Regions from separate parts of the Homo sapiens genome. Here region 1 is linked to region 2. Evidence: chromatin contacts called from ENCODE Hi-C or POLR2A ChIA-PET data. All regions are on one chromosome and are shown on one strand. Each heading gives the region's core, a stretch centred on a gene start or an enhancer-like site at or near the end of the contact. The rest is flanking DNA. Distances are from core to core; before and after follow the strand shown.

Evidence for each region. A loop is a pair of places that touch in the nucleus more often than their neighbours do. ChIA-PET counts read pairs that join two places held with the same protein, here RNA polymerase II (POLR2A). Pooled maps may share reads with other maps.
Region 1: a map of dorsolateral prefrontal cortex shows a loop between it and region 2 (2.4-fold over the local background). The contact joins two enhancer-like sites. A Hi-C loop is called at or near these places in 1 of 168 maps with a recorded cell type or tissue (dorsolateral prefrontal cortex) and 1 of 50 pooled maps. POLR2A ChIA-PET finds 5 or more read pairs at or near these places in 3 of 52 experiments (CD4-positive, alpha-beta memory T cell, OCI-LY7 and naive thymus-derived CD8-positive, alpha-beta T cell).

The regions. Positions count from the first base shown.
Region 1 is chr6:31,348,011-31,353,165 of GRCh38, forward strand. No RefSeq gene overlaps it. Among named protein-coding and RNA genes, the nearest start is that of MIR6891, 4.7 kb to the right of the region's middle. Within about 2 kb of position 3,906, at least 3 of the 41 ENCODE cell types and tissues checked have a DNase peak (open chromatin) inside an H3K27ac peak, as active enhancers do.
Region 2 is chr6:31,222,332-31,227,165 of GRCh38, forward strand. No RefSeq gene overlaps it. Among named protein-coding and RNA genes, the nearest start is that of HCG27, 27 kb to the left of the region's middle. RefSeq lists enhancers at 669-1,170, 1,967-2,589, 2,683-3,278. Within about 2 kb of position 3,585, at least 2 of the 41 ENCODE cell types and tissues checked have a DNase peak (open chromatin) inside an H3K27ac peak, as active enhancers do.

The DNA.
Region 1 (5,155 bases), core at 2,656-5,155, 130 kb after region 2:
CTAATGCCTGATCATCTGAGGTACAACAGTTTCATCCGAAACCATTTCCCTCTGCCCTCCACCACCTCCACTAGTCCATGGAAAAACTGTCTTCCATGAAACCAGTCCCAGGTGCCAAAAAGGTGGGGATTTAAGCTATAACAATAAAAAACTGCAATACTGAGTGTGAAAAGAAAATAAAATTTCAGGACTCCAAATTCACTATACCAAAAGGAAAAATTAAGTTTGGAGACTGATGGAAAAACTGCCTTTCTTTCGTTCCTAAACAAATAACTGCAAAGATAGAAGACCACATATCTCCCCAGGTGGCCTCCCTCACAAACTGCTCACAAGATAATTCCTTGTGGGCCCCAACGTGTTTACCCTAAAACAGTTTTGTTGAATTTTCCCCTGACAATGTAAATTAACAGCTTATCTTCACAGGTACAGGACAAAGACAAGACTAGAAATCATCCCTCCACCCACCCAGAGTCAAACGCATATTTGACTTTTCCACCCAATGTTTACTTTATCTTATTTAAAATGCAGATTTACTGAGCATGAGATGAATGCATAGTTGACTATTTTTTTCCTCTCCTGGCTGCTCTTTCCCCTGTACACATTGAAGTCCTCAAAAGCCTGTTAGGAAAAAGCATGGGCCACAGATGCTACAATGATTTGTGTCTCTGTTTCCAAGGTGCATCTTCAGCTTGGTGAAATAAACTTCTAAACTGACTGAGACCTGTCTCAGACGTTTTTTGGTTTACATGGCTATAGCAACTTCCTGAGTTCTTTGTGTTAGTTTAAGAATTCTCAATCCTTGGGAGGTGAGAAACCCCTGACTTTGCAGCCATGTTAGACAGAAGTGCAGGTAACCTGGGACGTGATACTTGTGACTTGCTTCTGAAGTGAGGACAGACTTGTAGGACTGAGCTGGTAAACCTGTGGAGTCTGAGGCGAACTCCAGGTAGTTAGTGTCAGAATTGAGTCAAGCTCTAGGACTCCCAGCTGCTGTTGGAGAATCAGAAAGTTATTTGGGTGGAAGAAAACCCCATCACCATCCCACAGAGAGAAACTTATAGTAAGAGTAAGCAAGTAAACCTCTACCTTCTTCGGTCCCAGAGGAAAAGATAAACAAATGTAAGCATTTGTTTCATGTCCCTAAACACAGGTTGCTACCAGCTGTTCATTGTCTAGACGTGGAGTGGTCCTACCTTTAATCTAGAAGTTAGGATTTTTTAGGCCTTTGAGGGTGTCACATAAAAACTAATAAATGTTAGAGATTCTCTCCCCAGAAATATTTCCACACACAAGAAAATATAAATATTAATAGAAAACATCGTGTGGACCCAGAACCTCTGAGATCTTACAAACCTGGGAGTTTTAATCCTAGTAAGAGTCATGCTGAGGGAAGATGTTTGAATAATCATTTCATCATTACAGAATGCCACTCCAATAATCTAGAGTATAAACTGGGATAGACAAAAACTTGATGTAAACCTATCCTCAAGGGAATGGGTGGAAATATGTTATTTATTAGTCACTGGTTCATTCAGCCACTCTTCGTGCCTACTGGGTACCAGATAAAGTTCTCGTCCTGGATCACTGCTCCAAGAATTAAAATTTGTCACTTTTCCCCACCCCTCACACTCCAGCACTTGAACCCGCTTACTACATCAGAATTCCACACTGTCAATGAAAAGAGTCAAACTCAGTAACATATTTAAAGAGATTTATTCTGAGCCAACAATGAGTGACCACAGCCCATGACACAGCCCTCAGGAGACCCTGAGAACATGTGCTCAAGGTGGTTGAGGCACAGGTTGGTTTTACACATTTAAGGAATATATGAAACATCAATCAAATACATTTAAGCTATACATTGGTTCGGTCCAGAAAGTTGGAACAATTTGAAGCAAGCAAGGGTTGCGGGGTAGTGCTTCTGGGTTATAAGTAGATTTTTAATTTTTCTGATTGGCAATTGGTTGAGTTATTGTCAATAGAAAGGAATGTCTGGGTTATGATAAAAGGTTGTGGAGTCCAAAATTCTCATGCAGATGATGCCTCCAGGTGCCAGGCTTCAGAGAGTATAGATTGTAAATGTTTCTGATCAGACTGAAGGTCTGTGTTGATGGTAAATGCTGGTCAACTTTTCCTGAATTCCAAGAGGGAAGAGGGCATAATAAGACATGTTCAATACCTGCTTCCCTTGGTGGCCTGAGCCAGTCTTTCAGGTTAACTTTTGAGCACCCTGGCTGAGGGTGTCCATTAAAATGATTGGGAAGGGGTGGCTTTGATGTTTATTTTTGGTTTACAACATGTAAAATGTTGAGAGGAGACAGACACCACCTCCCTCCCTGGAAGAGGACAACAACACTCCAGTCACCCCTGCAGTTGCTCATGGACATGAGTTTTAAGCTCCACCAGTCTGATGACCACCTGCTGAAGAGGTGTCATTGTCTCAGGTAAATACTAAGTGTTCGTCATCTCACGCCAAGAAGATTAAGGACACTGACACACGAGGAGTGAGTTAGGACCAAAGGGTTTAATAGGCAAAAGAAAGACAAAGGGAAACAGCTCCTTCTTGTGAGAGAGAGGGGCACCCAAAAGGGAATTCCGGCCTGGAATGGGAGTGCATCGGATTTTACAGGCAGGCTTGAGGAGATGGTGTCTGATTTATGTAGGGCCCACAGGTTGGTTGTACCAGGTGTGATATTTACATAGTGCGTGTGGAAGGCTGTTCACCCCACCCTCATCCTATTATGCAAATGGGCTTTCCACTTGGCTGGTGACATGTTGTCTGCTCCTTACTGTAAACGTGCCTGGCAAAGAGAAGGGAAGATGGAGCCGCCATTGTGAACATACCCAGTCCCAGGCGTCCTATTCCTATTGGACAGCTGCTGGCATTCACCCGTGCAAACTTCCAGCTTACTTGTCTATGTCTGAAGCTTGATATTACAGGCTGCTCCTTGTTAGAAAAGAAAATAATTTGGAGCCTGCTTTCCATTAAAAGCCTTGCGTACCCTCACTACCTGTCTAAATAATTTCTTCTTAACTCCTATATCACTGCCAGACTCAGCCAGAATGAGGTGACAGAGAGGCTAGGACTGTGCAGAAAGCATTTTAGTAAAGATGGCTGAGTGACAGTAGTGATGTCCAATTTCCATGTGCAGCAGTGACATCTGTCCTAGCCTCAGGGTCCAGTGTCCAGGACCAGGGTGTCAGAGGTGTGAGCAGTGGCGTCTGTGCTCAGCAGCAGGGGCAGTTGTTCCTAGGAGGGACCTGATCCAGGGTGGGCTGTGAATTCTGTTCCCGGATGTGTAGTTTCCAGCCTGCTTCTGTAGCCTTCCCCACAATAAAACTAGCCCCCAATACCAGATATACGACTTTCTGTGTACATTACAGAAATGTGGTTTCCATAGTTTTCTCCAAGAAGTGAGTGAGAAATGAGTCTGCGGGCGAGTGTCAGAGAGCGGCATTCAGAGGTGTTCTTTGTGCGAGAGCCACATCCTGAATTGTCTACCTGGCCTCTACCCCATGGTGGAGAGAACAACAGAGAATATCACCTCTCATAACTGATGATATACAGCCTCCCTTTTCTTTCTGTGAGAAAAATCCTCTTTTAAACAGGGTTTGAAAACCCACCCCACCCACCCACCCTGGGCACTCTCTGATCACTGATCTCAGTGGCTCCCAATCTGTCTGAGCAATAGGATTGCTGGCGGGGACTTAGAAAATACACAGGCCACTCCCCAGAACCCTTGTCTCAGAGTATTATGCACAAGACCAAGGAATCATTTATATGACAAGCCCTAGAGGCGAGGCTGATGCTCAGACATGTGGGATCCTGGTGCTCTTGCTACTCCAAGTGTGATCTGGAGACCAGCAACATGAGCTCCAGCCTTGTCATAAATCCAGAATCTCTTGCTCAACTCCAGACTTCCTGGATCTCAGCACCACATCCAGGTGATCCTGGTGCACATGGGGGTTCCTTGTCTGAGTGTCCTCTAGACGTGGGACCAGAACTGTGCAGTCTGCTCTGGGTGTGGTCTGATCACACCCCTTAGAACTGGTCCAGGGTTCAGTCCTTGTGCTCATTCTTTTCCATAGTCAGTCACTCCCTTGGTGCTTCATCCATGCCTGAGGTTTTAAGTCTCATATATATGGTGTGACCTCCTAAATCTATTTCTCCAGCCCAGTCCTTTCCCCTAAACTCTGGAGTTGTCTGTCCAAATTCCACCCCAGCTCCCCCACCTGCCTTCCTAGTAGACATCTCCTCCACTGAGTGCCTGTGATGCCCCCTCCTCAGGACGCTCCTGCCAGAGTCTCCCCATCTCCACTGACAGCAGCTCCATCCTTCTACTCACTCATTTTACAACTATGGGTGTCCTTGATTCGTCTTTCTCACACCACAGATACAATCCATTGGCAAATGCTGTGAGTCCATCTTCAAATGCATCCAGAATCCCCTCACGCCCCACTATTTCCCCTGCTCACGCCCCAGTCAAGGAAACCGACATCTCCAGCCTGGAATACTGCACTCGATTCCTACTGTTTTCCCTTCTGCCTCCCTCGTCCCTCGCCTCTCAATTCTGTTCTCAGCACAGCCGTCAGAGAGATCCTTTTAAAACAGAAGTCATATCATGGCTCTCTTCTGCTCAAAACTGTCCTCTAACTCCCCATCCCACTCAGAGCAAAGGCCAGATCCAACCCCACTCCCCTCAAGCCCACCTGTTCTGGCCGCACCTCTGACCTCACCTCAGTTTCTCTCCGTCCAGCCCTCCTGGCCTCCTTGTTCTTCTGGGAACACAAACACCTTCCTGCCATAGTGCATTTGGACTGGAGCTTCCTCTGCCTGGAAAGAACTTCCCCAGACATCCTCATGTCTCTCAAATCTTTCCTCAAAAGTCACCTTTGCAACAAGGCACACACTGACTACCCAGCACAACAGCCACCTTCCCTGTCCCCACTGCCCACATCCTGGATCACCTGCCTCACAGCACTTACCACCTTCTAGCACTTTCCTTCCTTACTCTGGTTATAATGTATCTATCGTCTGCCTCTTCCCACTGGAACATATGCTACAAAAGGCCAGAGATTTTTCTTTTACTTCAGTGGTGTTCCCCAGATGCAGAACCATTCTGTCCTATGTCTGGCCAATGACAAAGGTCAGTTG
Region 2 (4,834 bases), core at 2,335-4,834:
TGACCTCGTGATCTGCCCATCTCGGCCTCCCAAAGTGCTGGGATTACAGGCATGAGCCACCGCACCCGGCTGAGAAGTGTTTAATTTTAACTACCAGAAGTGTTTGAAGTGATTTTTTTGCTCTTAATTTAGTCAAGGGAATTTTTGAAGACTAGCCATGACACTACTATGTGTCCTTTTAAGACTTGATGTTTTCATTAATTGTTTAGAATAAGAAATCTCTGAAATCTTTAATAGCCCACAGAGAGAGGCTGGGAAGGTGTTCCTGTTATATAAATGAAACCTCTCAGGTAGTCAAATTTTATCTTTTTTTAACCAGCTGGGGGTTTTACAGGTGCAACCTGACTTTCTGCAGCTGTGGGCTTTCCAGTATAGCTCCTGGGCCAGGGATCTCTATCTGCTCCCCAGAGGCTTGTACCTAAGATACAGGGCTCCCTGGGCTTCTCAGTACAGGTGGACTTAAACTAATGGGCTAGAAACAGAGAAAGGGAGGTAGAATTTCCCACTTACAGCCAGACCCTGCAGCACAGCTTTCCAGAGCCTCAGCCCCCCTGCCCTGGCTGATGCTCCCTCCCTGACTCCCCTCACCAGGGCCCTGGCCCCACCACACAGCTGAGCTGGCCCAAGCCAAAGAGTTGCTGGAGCAGCAGCTGGAGTGGATCAGGCTCTGCTGGAGGGGGTGGGGGCCCCAGGCCCTGATGGTCAAGATCCAGAACCTGAAGAAACAGATAAGGAAGGAGGCACCAAGAGAGCCTGGGAGGAGACACCCAAGCTTCCCACCAGTGCCTGTGGCACCCCTCAGCATTGGAAATACTGTGCACCACCCCCAGGAACCCCAGGATCAGAAATATCCCAGCTGCTCCCAGGCCACTGGGAAAATGGAAGAGACCACAAAAGGCCAGAAGTTAGCAGTGTGATGGTTAATACTGAGTGTCAACTTGGTTGGATTGAAGGACGCAAAATACTGATCCTGGGCATGTCTGTGAGGGTGTTGCCAAAGGAGATTAACATTTGAGTCAGTGGACTGGGAAAGGCAGACCCACCCTAAATCTGGGTGGGCACCATCTAATCAGCTGCTAGCGTGGCCAGAATATAAAGCAGGGAGAAAAATGTGAAAAGGCTAGACTGGCCTCCCAGCCTACATCTTTCTCCCATACTGGATGCTTCCTGCCCTCGAACATCGAACTCCAAGTTCTTCCGCTTTGGGACTCGGACTGGCTTCCTTGCTCCTCAGCTTGCAGGCGACCTATTGTGGGACCATGTGATCATGCGAGTTAATACTACTTAATAAATCCCCCTTTATATATATATTTATTCTGTTAGTTCTAGAGAACCCTGACTAATACAGGCAGGTAGTGGGGAGCCAGGGCTCTGCAGTCTCAGTCCCATGCCTCCTTTGACCTCACAGCAGTGCACCTCAGCCTTACAGGAATTTACCCTGGATCATGTCCTACAATAACCTCTCCCCAAACACAGTAAGAAGATGTAGCATGCAGATACCACAGACACACATGTGTTCCATTTTTCGTTAGGATTTTTTTTTTTTTTTGAGATGGAGTTTCCCTCTTGTTGACCAGGCTGGAGTGCAAAGGTGCGATCTTGGCTCACTGCAACCTCTGCCTCCTGGGTTCAAGCGATTCTTGAGCCTCAGCCTCTCGAGTAGCTGGGATTACAGGCGCTCGTCATCACGCCCGGTTATTTTTGTATTTGTAGTAGACGCTGGGTTTCTCCATATTGGTCAGGCTGGTCTTGAACTTCCGACTTCAGGTGATCCACCCGCCTCGACCTCCCAAAGTGCAGGGATTATATGCGTGAGCCACCGCGCCCAGCCTAGTTAGGATTTTTAAAATTCTGACAATCAGGAATGGGGGTTCAGGAGTGGTGCTGATGCAGAGGAGGGAAGCCATGGGGTGGGGGCTGTTAGGGGTGGAGGCAGTAGTGTCTCCTTCACCCCCACCTGGGGTCTTCTCCTGAAGGACAGACTATCACATCCCAGAATTGGTGAGTCCTCTACTGTGTCTGTTCAACTGAAGAGAAAATATGGCACAGTCAGAATAAGGCATGAAAAGGGGAAAGTGAGGCAGGAACACACGGCACACATGCAGACGCTGGTGTACTGTGTGGGTTCAGAGGACGGACGTGGGGGTGAGGGAAGGGATGTAATATGATGAGAGAAGACAGAAACCCCACATAAAGGTCAGGAAAACATCCCAACACAGCATCAAAGGCCAGGGGGCATGAACCAGTCAAGTGTCCATTATGCATCAGATGCCCATGACCTATGTGATGAGATTGAAGAAAAACATACTAAGGTTCAGGGAGGAACTAAGTGTTTCATGAGATCAGCACTCACCGTGGAGGAGACATCTGTCTCATCAGGCAGCTCACTAACACTGACCTCGAAGCGATGCTGCCCATCACACTGGATCCTTGCATGATTCTCATCTGACACAAACGCTGATGGCCAAGCCCTGTTCCAAACCAGCCTGCTCTAGTCACCTGAAAGGAGGCAGAGGGTAGAAACAGAAGACCCAAAGAGGGAAGACACCCAGAGGGAGGGAAGAGGATGTAAGGTGTGAAAAGATAGAAAACATAAGGAATGGGAGAGTAGGTGTCCTTCTGGGTGTGGGGCTCACCTGTCATTGATAAAGGCAATGCTCATCCACTTGATGTCTATGACGTGGCCCAATAGGTTGGTAACCATAGAACTGGTCATTGAAAATCTTTTGGGGTCATTCTTGGACATGTGCAGAACAGCAAACAATTTTAGTCACCTGATGTGTTTCCTTGGCTTCCTGTTCAGTTTTCCTTAGGCCTCAGCTGCTGCTATTGCTGCTGGCTGCTCTCCACATTCTCCTAAATTCCAGATGGGTGTGAGGAGGTAAGGGCGGGAAGAAATAGTGGATTGTGGATTGAGGTGCGATTTCCCACCACTGGAGGGGACAGATTCATAAGCTGGCATTGAAGAGGTTCCTGCCCTTTGCACAGTGTGTTTGGTCACCCCAGTGCTCAGGCTGAACCCTGAGAAGAAAGAGGAACTTGACTGTCTGAAGGCTCTTGGGTGGTGTTTAAGACCCCTGGCCACTGTGTCCTGGCTGAATGCATACATGCAGATGGAATCTCTTTCTTTCTTTTTTTTTTTGAGACGGAGTCTCGCTCTGTCTCCAAGGCTGGAGTGCAGTGGCGCAATCTTGGCTCACTGCAAGCTCCGCCTCCTGGGTTCACGCCATTCTCCTGCCTCAGCCTCCTGAGTAGCTGGGACTACAGGCACCCGCCACCACACCCGGCTAATTTTTTGTATTTTTAGTAGAGACAGGGTTTCACTGTGTTAGAATGGTCTCGATCTCCTGACCTGGCGATCCGCCTGCCTCGGCCTCCCAAAGTGCTGGGATTACAGGCATGATCCATTGCACCCGGCCTCGATATAGAAGTTTTTAAGAGCCAGACGCTTGAACTTGTGGGCATCGGTTTGGGGAAAGAGTCAGTTGGAGTAAAGTTATCTTGAGGCATTAACTTTTTTGCTTCTTAAGGCCATTGGTCTTTTATGCTAGTCTTTCTACAAACATAACATGAGGAAACGCCTAGGCTGGCAGCAATGTTTTCAGCCAGCTGAACAAATAGGTTTTTGGCTAAAGGAGGAGGCTCTGATAACTTCCGGTTTATATGCTCAAAGAATGACTTAAAGACTCAGAATTGCTCCTGGGCTGACTGCTTGGTTCAAGTCTTCTTTATAATATACAAAGTTGTTTTAGCTTTTTGACCGTAGCTTTGTAATGCCATGGAGTAGCCTATAGTCCATACAGGTAGGTTTGGCCTTAAGATAGTAAGATTTACAGGATTGCAAATGCTTGTCTTACAATCTGGTTTTGCTGGTACTTTGATGAGCAAGATTGGCTTTGGCCTCAGTGATGATCGGTCAGTGAACTGCATTGTGCAGTTCCAGCAAGCTATTGCTAGGGCCTTGGAGGGACAAACAGGGAGTGTACATACAATTTTATACTGGCAGTTTTTATAGTACTTTGTAGGACTAGAGATTGTGAGATAGGTTGGGTTCATGGATGTTAACTGACAAATATCAAAGTATATGGATATAGCCCCCACCCTGGGAAGGAGAGGCTTGGGTTTGACTTACAAGACTTCTTTTTTTTTTTTTTTACTTGTATGAATCTTAAACTAAGTCCTAGGTAAAGACTTCGGTCATAGCATATATAAGGCTGGCCATTTCTTGGGTCACAAATTGAACAGGTGGTCTGATTATAAGTACAAGTTCTTTTTTTTTTTTTTGAGACGGAGTCTCGCTCTGTCTCCAAGGCTGGAGTGCAGTGGCGCAATCTTGGCTCACTGCAAGCTCCGCCTCCCGGGTTCACGCCATTCTCCTGCCTCAGCCTCCCGAGTAGCTGGGACTATAGGAGCCCACCACCACGCCCGGCTAATTTTTTTTTTTTTTATTTTTAGTAGAGACGGGGGTTTCACCGTGTTAGCCAGGATGGTCTCGATCTCCTGACCTTGTGATCCACCCGCCTCGGCCTCCCAAAGTGCTGGGATTACAGGCGTGAGCCACCGCGCCCGGCCTTATAAGTACAAGTTCTTAAGCGAGTCTTTGTACACTTATAAGTATGGTACAACAGAGTTCTAGTTGTACTGTTCTTTGACTAAGTAGTATGTGTACAGTGGGGACACTTTTCTGTCAGTGTTTCTTCTAGTATGGTTAAGGGGGTAACAACATCAAAACAATGTACAGCATATTTAAATCTAGCAAGGACAAAAGAGGTCTTTATTTGGGGGAGGAGGTTGAGCACAGTGACAGAACAATAGGAAAACAGTTAGTATTACA